Linked DNA regions of Homo sapiens: region 2 is linked to region 1. The links are chromatin contacts, found by Hi-C or POLR2A ChIA-PET in ENCODE. All regions are on one chromosome and are shown on one strand. The core of a region is the stretch at or near the end of the contact, and the rest is flanking DNA. Distances in the headings are between cores, read along the strand shown.

Region 1 (4,496 bases), core at 627-3,126:
AGGCCAGCCTGGGCAACATAGCAGGACTTCATCTCTACAGAAAAATGTTAAGAATTTAGCTGGGCATGGTGGCGCGTGCCTGTAGTCTCAGCTACGTGGGAGGCTGAGGTGGGAGGATTACTTGAGCCCGGGAGGTCCATGCTGCAGTGAGCCGTGGACTGCCCCACTGCACTCCAGCCTGAGCGACAGAGCAAGACTGTGTCTCAAACAAACAAAAACAAGTGAATTGTTTTTGAGCCTCACCATATGGCAGGCACTGCAGTAGGCGTTTCATCACGTTTATCTCATTTAAATAAAGTGAGTGGCAAATCTTACTGCAGGAAGGGTGCTGAATTCCTCCTATTAGGAGTGGCTGCTTGAAGGCAAAATAAAACCCATCCTTTCATTTTGTTGAGTCCCAGCAGTAGCAGCAACAGGTACTGTCGAGCGTTTATCACAAGCCAGGAACTCTTCTAAGTATATTACTATTATCCTGGTGCAAAAGTAATCGCGGTTTTTGCCATTCCTTTTAATGGCAAAAAGTAATGCCACGATCATGGCTGCTAATATGATCTCATGGAACCCTGTGAGGGAGGGGCTGTTATCCCCATTTTACAGATAAAGAAACTGACCCTTAGAGAGGATAAATAATTTGCTGTGATAGCTGTCTTAGTTCAGGTCAAGCTTGATTTAAATAACACACGTTTCTGAGGCTGACGCTTAAAATAAAAAATCCCCCTGTGAATGGCAAAGATGCCTTGCTTTGGGAAGTAAATAGCCCTACCCCACAGTCGGTTCGGTTCCCCAGGCTCTGTTTCCTCAAATCTCGGTATTTCAGAGCTTGGTGTTTCAGAAAGGGACTTTAGCTATTAACAGGACAACTTCTTCATGCTGAAGATTAGGGGACTCAGGCCCAAAGAGGTAAGAGAACTGTCCCAGGTCACACAGTCTGACGGCCGCAGAGCTGAGGCTCAAATTCCCGTGCTCCGACTTTCAGGCCTGGGCCGCCGAGTTATTAAGGGACTCTGGCCAGGGAAAGGAAGGGAGGAACCCTGAAGTTTCCATTCCCTCACCTGCGAAATGGGGTCAATCACGGGCCCTCTTTGGGGTTACGTGGGTGTGGCCCAGCCCAGGGGCGGCCACTCTGCACTAGGAATGTGACAATGGACGGTTCAGGGAGGGCTGGAACGTCGGCAGTCCTCAAGGGAGGTGGTGGTAGGGTGTGACGGAGCCAGGGCGGAGCCTCGGGAGCCAGAGGCGTGGATTCGCGAATTCGGGGCGGGGCTTGGGGTTTAAACGTTGAGATGGGGTAGTGGGCGGGGCTTGAGATGCTAGGAATAGGGTTGCGGTCCTTGGGCGGGGCTTCTGGAAGACGGGGCGGGGCTTTGTGAGGCCGCTGGGCGAGTTCTGAAGCAGTGGGAGGGGAGCCGGGCTTAGGGAAGCAGGAGGCTGGTTTAAGGACTCGGATAGGCAGTGCGCGGGGCTCAGAGGAGCTAATGTTCCTGTATTGAGGGGCTCTGGGGGAATCTTTGAGGAGCCAGGGGACGTGGCCTTGCAGAGCCTAGCGGGTCAGTGGGCGGGGCTCTAAGAACCCCGCTCCGGGGTCTAAGGAGCAGTGGGCGTTGCTCGGAGGCGCCTGTGGGCGTGGCCCTCTACCACTCAGATGACTGGAGAGCGGGGCGTGCGCTTGGGCACCGCCTGCATCCCTCGGTGCGACCAGAGGGGGCGTAGCGAGGCGTGGAACGTGGGGTGGGAAGCGGGCTTCCCCTCCGGAAGTGGGCGTGGCGCACAGCGGCCCGGCAGCCCTGGTTGGGTCCCGCGCGGCGCGGGGGCGGGGCCTACGCGCGGTGGCGGGGGCGGTGGCGGCTGCCCGCGCCCCTCCCCCGCACGGCGCTCAGTGCCAGGCTGGAGGCGGCAGCGGTTGGAGGCTTCGCCCGGCTTTGCAGCGGGGACTTCGGCGGCGGCGCCTCAGGCACCTCGGCCCGGGTGAGCGGCTCGCGCCCGGCGGGGGCAGCCTGAGAGCGAGTCGGGCGGGCGGACCTGTCCTCTGAGCATGTGCCTGCGCCGCCTGACAGGAGCCGGCGGGGCGAGGGGCAGGGCTAGGTGGAGGGGACAGTGCTGGGTGGGCGCGCGGGGCGCGGGTTCACGGGCTGGGTTGCAAGGGGTTAGGGCCGGGGGCTGCTGTCGGGGGCTCGGGGAAAGGGAGTTGGGGACCGAACCAGGTGGCGTGGGGAGCGTGAAGCAGGGTCCCTGTGGGGAGGAGGCTTTCGAGGTCCGGAACGCTCCTGGCCGGGTGCGGAGCCGCGGGCCGAGGTGGGACGAGGCTGCCCAGGGAAGGCTTTTAGGGGTCAGGGATCGCCTGCTTGGGCGAGGTGCTGGGAGGGAAGGGCTGCTTCGGGCGAGGCGTAGAGCCCGGGGGCTCCAGGCCTGGGGACTGGGTTTGGGCCGCCCCAGGGAACGAGTGGGTGGGGGCGGGTAGGGGCCGGGCTCACGTGGGGCCGGGGCGAGCTGGGCCCTGCGTCGGGAGGGGCGAGGGCGGCCGCCTGGCCTGCGGGTTTCCTGGCTTTGGGTGCGAGACCAGCTCTGGGCCCTGCAGATCTCGGTTGGGGGTCAGGCGGGGCGGGGCAGAGCTGGAGCTGGAGTAATGTGGGTGGGGGCGGCTTGGGAAGAGGCTGAGCCCGGCCAAGGGAGCAGAGGGCTGGGACTGGCTGGGGGTTGGGAGGGGAGGAACGAAGCAGGAAGGCTGTCGGATCGGGGGCCCAGGGTGTCCGAGTGAACTGGGTGATTCAGAGGTGTGTTTCCCTAATAGCGGGGCAGCTGGCGAGGGACGCAGTAAAAAGGAGCGAGGTGCAGGTGGGGCCCCGCTGCGCCGAAATGACTGAGGATGAGGTCAGACGTGGAGGGTGGGAATGCAGAAACCGAGCTCTCCCGCCTGTCCCCACCGGCGCACGCTCCCCAGCTCTCCGTCTCTCAAATGATTTGAATGTGTTGGGGGAAGTGGCAGGCTGCGGTGAGAGCTGAGAAGAAAGGGGCTTCCTCTTGGAGGGAGGCGCTGGCCCTGGCATCCTTTTTTGGGAGTGTTCAAAGGATTTTGAACGCTGGAAAAGGAATCGTAGGCTTTACTGCATCACGATTTAGAAACACATCCTATATTTGGCCGTAATGTAGGCTGCCCTTGTTTTGTGGTGTCTAAAGTGCTTGCTCTACATGTTGCAAACGTGGGATTCAGAGTGCGAAGCAAATTGCAAGTTGTTCATTTCCCCCGGCATGGTAAGATACAAAGGCTTTTCCCTCCTATAAGACATTTGAAAAGAATTGAATGTAGTGCGCGTTTAATAAACTGGTCCTGGGTGGCGAATATATTTACTTTTGGAAATAGTTACCACAAAATATTAGGCCCTCTTACCGCAGCCTTTCTGCCTGGGATTACATTCTAAAACAGTACTTGTAGGGCTCTTAGTCACTCTATATAATAATGCATCTCATTGTCCTTATCTGGCAGAACGTTCTCCTGACACCAGGGCCTGCTGGAATAGACAGAAACATGATTAAGTATAAGCAGTTGCTTTGTACCGTCTGTTCAGTTGTGAAGGCAAATAGATACCTGTTTAATATTAATTCACTTTCTGCATTCCCTGTAAAACTGAAGAAATGTGCAAAATCTATTTTGGACTTGGTTCTATACATTTCAGATGATTTAAGGAAACTAGTATTTTTGGTTTGGAGGTATGTTTCACAGTCATAATGTTTGGCTATGAAGCATAATAGTAAACATTGGATCTGAGAAATCGCATAAATAAGTAGGGAAAAAAGTGAAATAAAACTGAGAATTGTGTTGTACCTTAGGTCTTGAAGTGCAGTGTTTCGTGGTGGAGGTTAGTCGTGTGTACTGAGGATTGGACAAAGATTTGGTATAAACGTCAGGAGCACACATTTTTGACAAATATAGAACCTATCTTGTCCATATTTATTTTGATTACTTGTGGAAGGTACATTAAAGCCTGATGAATTTTAATAGATACATACCGATGAAACATAACTGCACACAATATTGACTTTTTCATGATCCTTTGTTACTTTGCCTGCAGATTGTGCTAATCAGCATTTATACTTATTTATATATAGTTTAGGATTAGATTCGGTGTCAGTGAATAGCATTTTTTTAAACACCGTTGGATTTTTTGATAAAAGTTTTATGTTTAACTTATCTGTCACTTCTGGGATCCACTCCAACCATGAGGAAGAGAGTCACTCTAACGACTATGAGATGGAATGTTCAAAAGGATGAATATCAATTCTTAGTTATATAAGTGGGTATGTCGACGAGTCTCTTCTTTATGATGGCAAAATTTTAATTTCTCATATTTTGATTTGTCACAAACTGGTACTTTAGAAACATATTATTAATTGGTCTGTTTTACCTTTGACCTCTTTTCCAGGGGTGGGGCAATAATAAATTTGAGAGCTACTTGCATTTTCAAGGTACAAATCCATGTGATAAAACCTCTTAAGCTTGT
Region 2 (4,519 bases), core at 1,475-3,974, 200 kb before region 1:
TATAAGTACAAAAATTAGCTGGTTGCGGTGGTATGTGCTTGTAATCCCAGCTACTCAGGAGGCTAAGCCAGGAGAATCGCTTGGACTCAGCAGGTGGGGGTTGCAGTGAGCAGAGATTGCACCACTGCACTCCAGCCTAGGCGACAGAGTGAGATTCCATTTCAAAAACGAAAAAAAAAGAATTATATTTGGGAGTAAAATATTTTGATTTCCCTCAGGGTCTGCTGTCTGTTGAGTGATGTTCTACTAGAGTCAAGTTGGAATTTGGTATCTGATTGCCACGAAGAGTCTGTTTTGTCGGTCTTACGATCTTTGTTTTAATGTTAATGCTGGTCAGCTGTGCCTAAACTCCAAGAGGGAGGGGGTATAAGAAGGAGGTATGTCTGAACCTCCTTCCCATCATGGCCGGAATTCAGTTTTTCAGGTTTCTCTGGGGTCCCCTTGGCCAAGAAGGGATTCGTTCAGTAGATTGGGAGCTTAGGATTTCATTTTTGGTTTGCAGTTAAGTTACTCTTAACTGATTTCAGTTTGCTCGCCTAGGACCCCACAACACTGGAGCTGTCTCAGACTAATGGCCTCTCAGTTAATTTTTTCTAATAGCATTACTTTTTCTTTTTTTTGAGACAGGGTCTTGCTCTGTTACCCAGGCTGGAGAGCAGTGGTGTGATCATAGCTCACTGCAGCCTTGATCTCCTGGGCCTAATAGTATTTTAAGGTGAAAATGTAATATAGGTTAAAATTATGGCTGGGTATGGTGTCTCACACCCATAATCCTAGCGGTTTGGGAGGAAGAGGCAGGAGGATCACTTGAGGCCAGGAGTTCAAGAACAGCCTGGACAACATGGCAAGACCCTGTCTCTACAAAAAATTTAAAAAATTAGCTGGGCATGGTGGTGTGTGCCTGTAGTCCTAGCTACTAGCTGGGAGGCTGAGGCAGAAGGGCTGCCTGAGCCCATGAGTTCCAGGCTGCCGTGAGCCATGATTGTGCCTCGGCAATCCAGCCTGGGTGAGAGCGAGACTCTGTGTGTGTAAAAAAAATAAAAATAAAAAAATAAAATTATCATCGCAAATCCCCTAAAGAGCCCTCACGAAGTATAGTACTCAGAGCTTTATGGATATGATCCTGAGCAATAATTCTAATGTGCACATTAAGTTTGAGGACCAAGTTGGCTCTCCACCACGGCCACATAACAGACTCACCCGGGAAGCATTTTTTTTTTTTTTTTTGAGACGGAGTCTCGCTCAGTCGCCAGGCTGGAGTGCAGTGGCGCAATCTCGGCTCACTGCAAGCTCCACCTCCCGGGTTCAAGTTATTCTCCTGCCTCAGCCTCCCGAGTAGCTGGGACTACAGGCGACCGCCATCACGCCCAGCTAATTTTTTGTATTTTTTAGTAGAGACGGGGTTTCACCATGTTGGCCAGGATGGTCTCAATCTCTTGACCTCGTGATCCACCCACCTCGGCCTCCCGAGGTGCTGGGATTACAGGCGTGAGCCACCATGCAGAGCCGGGAAGCTTTTAAACAGTGCCCAGACCCATTTAATCAGGACTTGGGAGAGCAGGTGGAGCTCAAGCATTAGTAAGTTTTAAAAGCTCTCCATGTGATTCTATTGTGCAGCTGGAGGTGGGAACCTCTGGACAAAAAGAAACAAATGCAAAGAAAAGTCTATATGCTTTTTTATGCCTGTGCTTTTAAGCCATTCTGACTTTTAAGATAACACTAAATTCTCAGCATTGAACTCAGGTTAGAGGATAAAAGAATCAAGTTCCTGCTTGTGTTCGGGGTTTGCCCAATTATCTTTTATATTAGGCCTCTATAATCATAGTTAATAGTTTTGTTTATTGGTATAAGGATTGAGTGAGGTAGTGGAGTCCCATCTCACTGTGGGGGTGTGGGAGAGTCTGTGTTAAATGCTCTGCTGATGTGCTTTGATTGTAGAGTCAATCACAGGGTTTGGTATTGACTGAGCACAGATTGCCTCTCCTAAGAGTAGAATGCTTAAGCTAAGCATCCTAATGCTTAAACTAAGGATTCAGGGGAATGTCGTAAAACAGGGGTTAGCAATCTTTTTCTATAAAAGGTCAGGTAGTAAATATTTTAGGATTTGCAGGCCACATAACTCTGTTGTTTGTAGCAGCACAACAGTGGACGGCATATTGTTAAATTAAGTCCAGCCTAAAGCTGCCTCCTTGCATATTTTAAGTTCAGCCTAAAGTTTCTCCATACATAGTGAGCTGTATGAACTGTAACCTAACTGGATGTGTGAACAGACTGTAATCTACTCTTGTGCCAATCGCTGATTTCCGCCACTCAAAAGCAGTCAACTCACCAGGCGTAGTGGCTCATGCCTGTAATCCCAGGACTTTGGGAGCCGAGGTGGGAGGATCACCTGAGGTCAGGAGTTCAGGACCAGCCTGGCCAACACGGCGAAACCCCATCTCTACTAAAAATACAAAAATTAGCTGAGTGTGGTGGCACATGCCTATAATCCCAGCTACTCAGGAAGCTGAGGCAGAATTGCTTGAACTGGGGAGGCTGAGGCTGCAGTGAGCCGAGAAGACGCCACTGCACTCCAGCCTGGGCAACAAAGCGAGATTCTCTCTAAAAAAAAAAAAAAAAAAAAAGCAATCAACTGTTCAAACTCTATTCAAATAAGGCAAACACTGAGCTGTAACCAGTCCAGCAATTTCTGTATCTCACTTCCGTCTTCTGTTACTTTCCTGTTTCTGTCCATAAACCTTTAAACACTTGGCAGTACCAGTCTGTCTCTGACCCTATTCTGGCTTGGGGGCTGCCTGATTCACGATTTACTGTTTGTTCAATTAAACTCTGTTACATTTAATTTGTCCAAGGTCTTTCTTTTAACAATATAAATGAACAAGCATTGCTTGTGTTTCCATGCAAATTTGAATTTTGGGTCATTTTTATGCCTCATTATTTCCTCTTCTTTTAATTTCTAAAAATCATTCGAAAAAAACATTTTTAGCACATAGGTCAGGCAAAAAACAGGCAAGGGACCAGATTTGGTCAGAGTTTGCCAACCCCTGTTGAAAAGCTCTCTCTTATACCTGGGTGGGAAAGTAAAACTGTAGAACAAGCCCACAGCTGGAAATTAGGAGACCTGGGTTCCAGCACCAAGTACCTGTGTCACTTTGGGCAAGTCATTTACTTAGTATGTATTTTCTACACGCCAGGTACTGGTCTATGTGTCAGTGTCCAAAAAAGCCAGAGCTGGACAGAAGTGAAAGCAGTGAAGGAAAATTTCATTTAGTAACAATTGCAATAGGAGGAGAGAGACCTCAGTATAGAACTGGGCTCCTTTCTGTATACGCAAGTATTCAAAGTGGGGATTTATAGCCAGGGAGCAGGGTGGGGGAGTCAGTGGATGGAAAATTACTAAGAGGAAATGTCAAGGATAAGATGGTTTCTGGTTAAACCGACTTGATAGGATTATTGCTGGGCCAGGCTCATACTCGTAATCCCAGCACCTTGGGAGGCAAAAGTGGGAGGATTGCTTATGCTCAGGAGTTCAAGACCAGCCTGGGCAACATAGTGAGACCCCATTTCTACAAAATGTAGAAAAAATTCGCATGCCTGTGGTCCCAGCTACTCAGGAGGCTGAGGCAGGAGGATTGTCTGGGCCTGGGGAAGTCAAAGCTGCAGTGAGGTGTGATCACACCATTGCATTCCAGCCTGGGCAACAGAGCGAGGCCCTGTCTCTAAAAATATAACTAGCTAACTAACTAACTAACTAACTAAATAAATAAATATTTAAAAAGGACTATTGCTGAAGGCAAGTATAGGGGAGGAAGCATATCTTTCCTTCTATTCATCCTGGTTTTATGACTGAGGCCCCTATAACAAAAGACAGATTAAGAAAAGCATATGAACGTATTTCATCTAAGTTTGATGTGGCATAGGAGCCTTCATAAGGAAAGGAAGACCTGGAGAAATGGTTAAGCCTGAGTATCTTTGTGCCAGATTTGATGAACAGTGGAGAGTCGTAGAGAAATATGACAGGACGAAGAGTGTGACCTAGTGGTAACAAACTGGGGGAAAGTCAGCAAGGCCTGTTCAGATTCTTTTCTGTCCCTGTGTCTTTGGAGATAAGGATTTTCTTTTTCTCTGGGTATAGGCAGGGCACCTCTCACCTGAGGGTTTTATGATTTGCTTCAAAATAAAGTCATAAAATGGCCGGGCATGGTGGTTCATGCCTGTAATCCCAGCACTCTGAGAGGCTGACGCGGGCAGATTGCTTGAACTCAGGAGTTCGAGACCAGCCTGGGCAATATGGTGAAACCCTGTCTCTATCAAAACTACAAAAACTGAGCCGAGTGTGGTGGCGTGCATCTGTGTTCCCAGCTACTTGGGAGGCTGAACTGGGAGGATCGCTTGAGCCTGAGAAGCGGAGCTTGCTGTGAGACGAGATTGTACCACTGCATTCCAGCCTGGGTGACAGAGTGAGGTTCTGTCTCAAAAAAAAAAAAAAAATCAGAAAATCCGTCTGGGTTTTATGACC

Evidence for each region. Hi-C counts contacts between places; a loop is a spot of excess contacts on that map. ChIA-PET counts read pairs that join two places held with the same protein, here RNA polymerase II (POLR2A). Pooled maps may share reads with other maps.
Region 2: a pooled map shows a loop between it and region 1 (2.6-fold over the local background). The contact joins the enhancer-like site here to the promoter of CORO1C in region 1. A Hi-C loop is called at or near these places in 1 of 168 maps with a recorded cell type or tissue (cardiac septum) and 3 of 50 pooled maps. POLR2A ChIA-PET finds 5 or more read pairs at or near these places in 2 of 52 experiments (Caco-2 and K562).

Annotation. Positions count from the first base shown.
Region 1 is chr12:108,728,898-108,733,393 of GRCh38, reverse strand. It overlaps CORO1C (coronin 1C), which reads left to right and starts at 1,876. Exons shown (of 11, transcript NM_014325.4): 1 at 1,876-1,965. RefSeq lists an enhancer at 1,202-2,005 and silencers at 1,618-2,127, 2,318-2,597.
Region 2 is chr12:108,928,541-108,933,059 of GRCh38, reverse strand. The region is part of intron 11 of SVOP (SV2 related protein); the gene reads left to right. Among named protein-coding and RNA genes, the nearest start is that of DAO, 51 kb to the right of the region's middle. Within about 2 kb of position 2,724, at least 3 of the 41 ENCODE cell types and tissues checked have a DNase peak (open chromatin) inside an H3K27ac peak, as active enhancers do.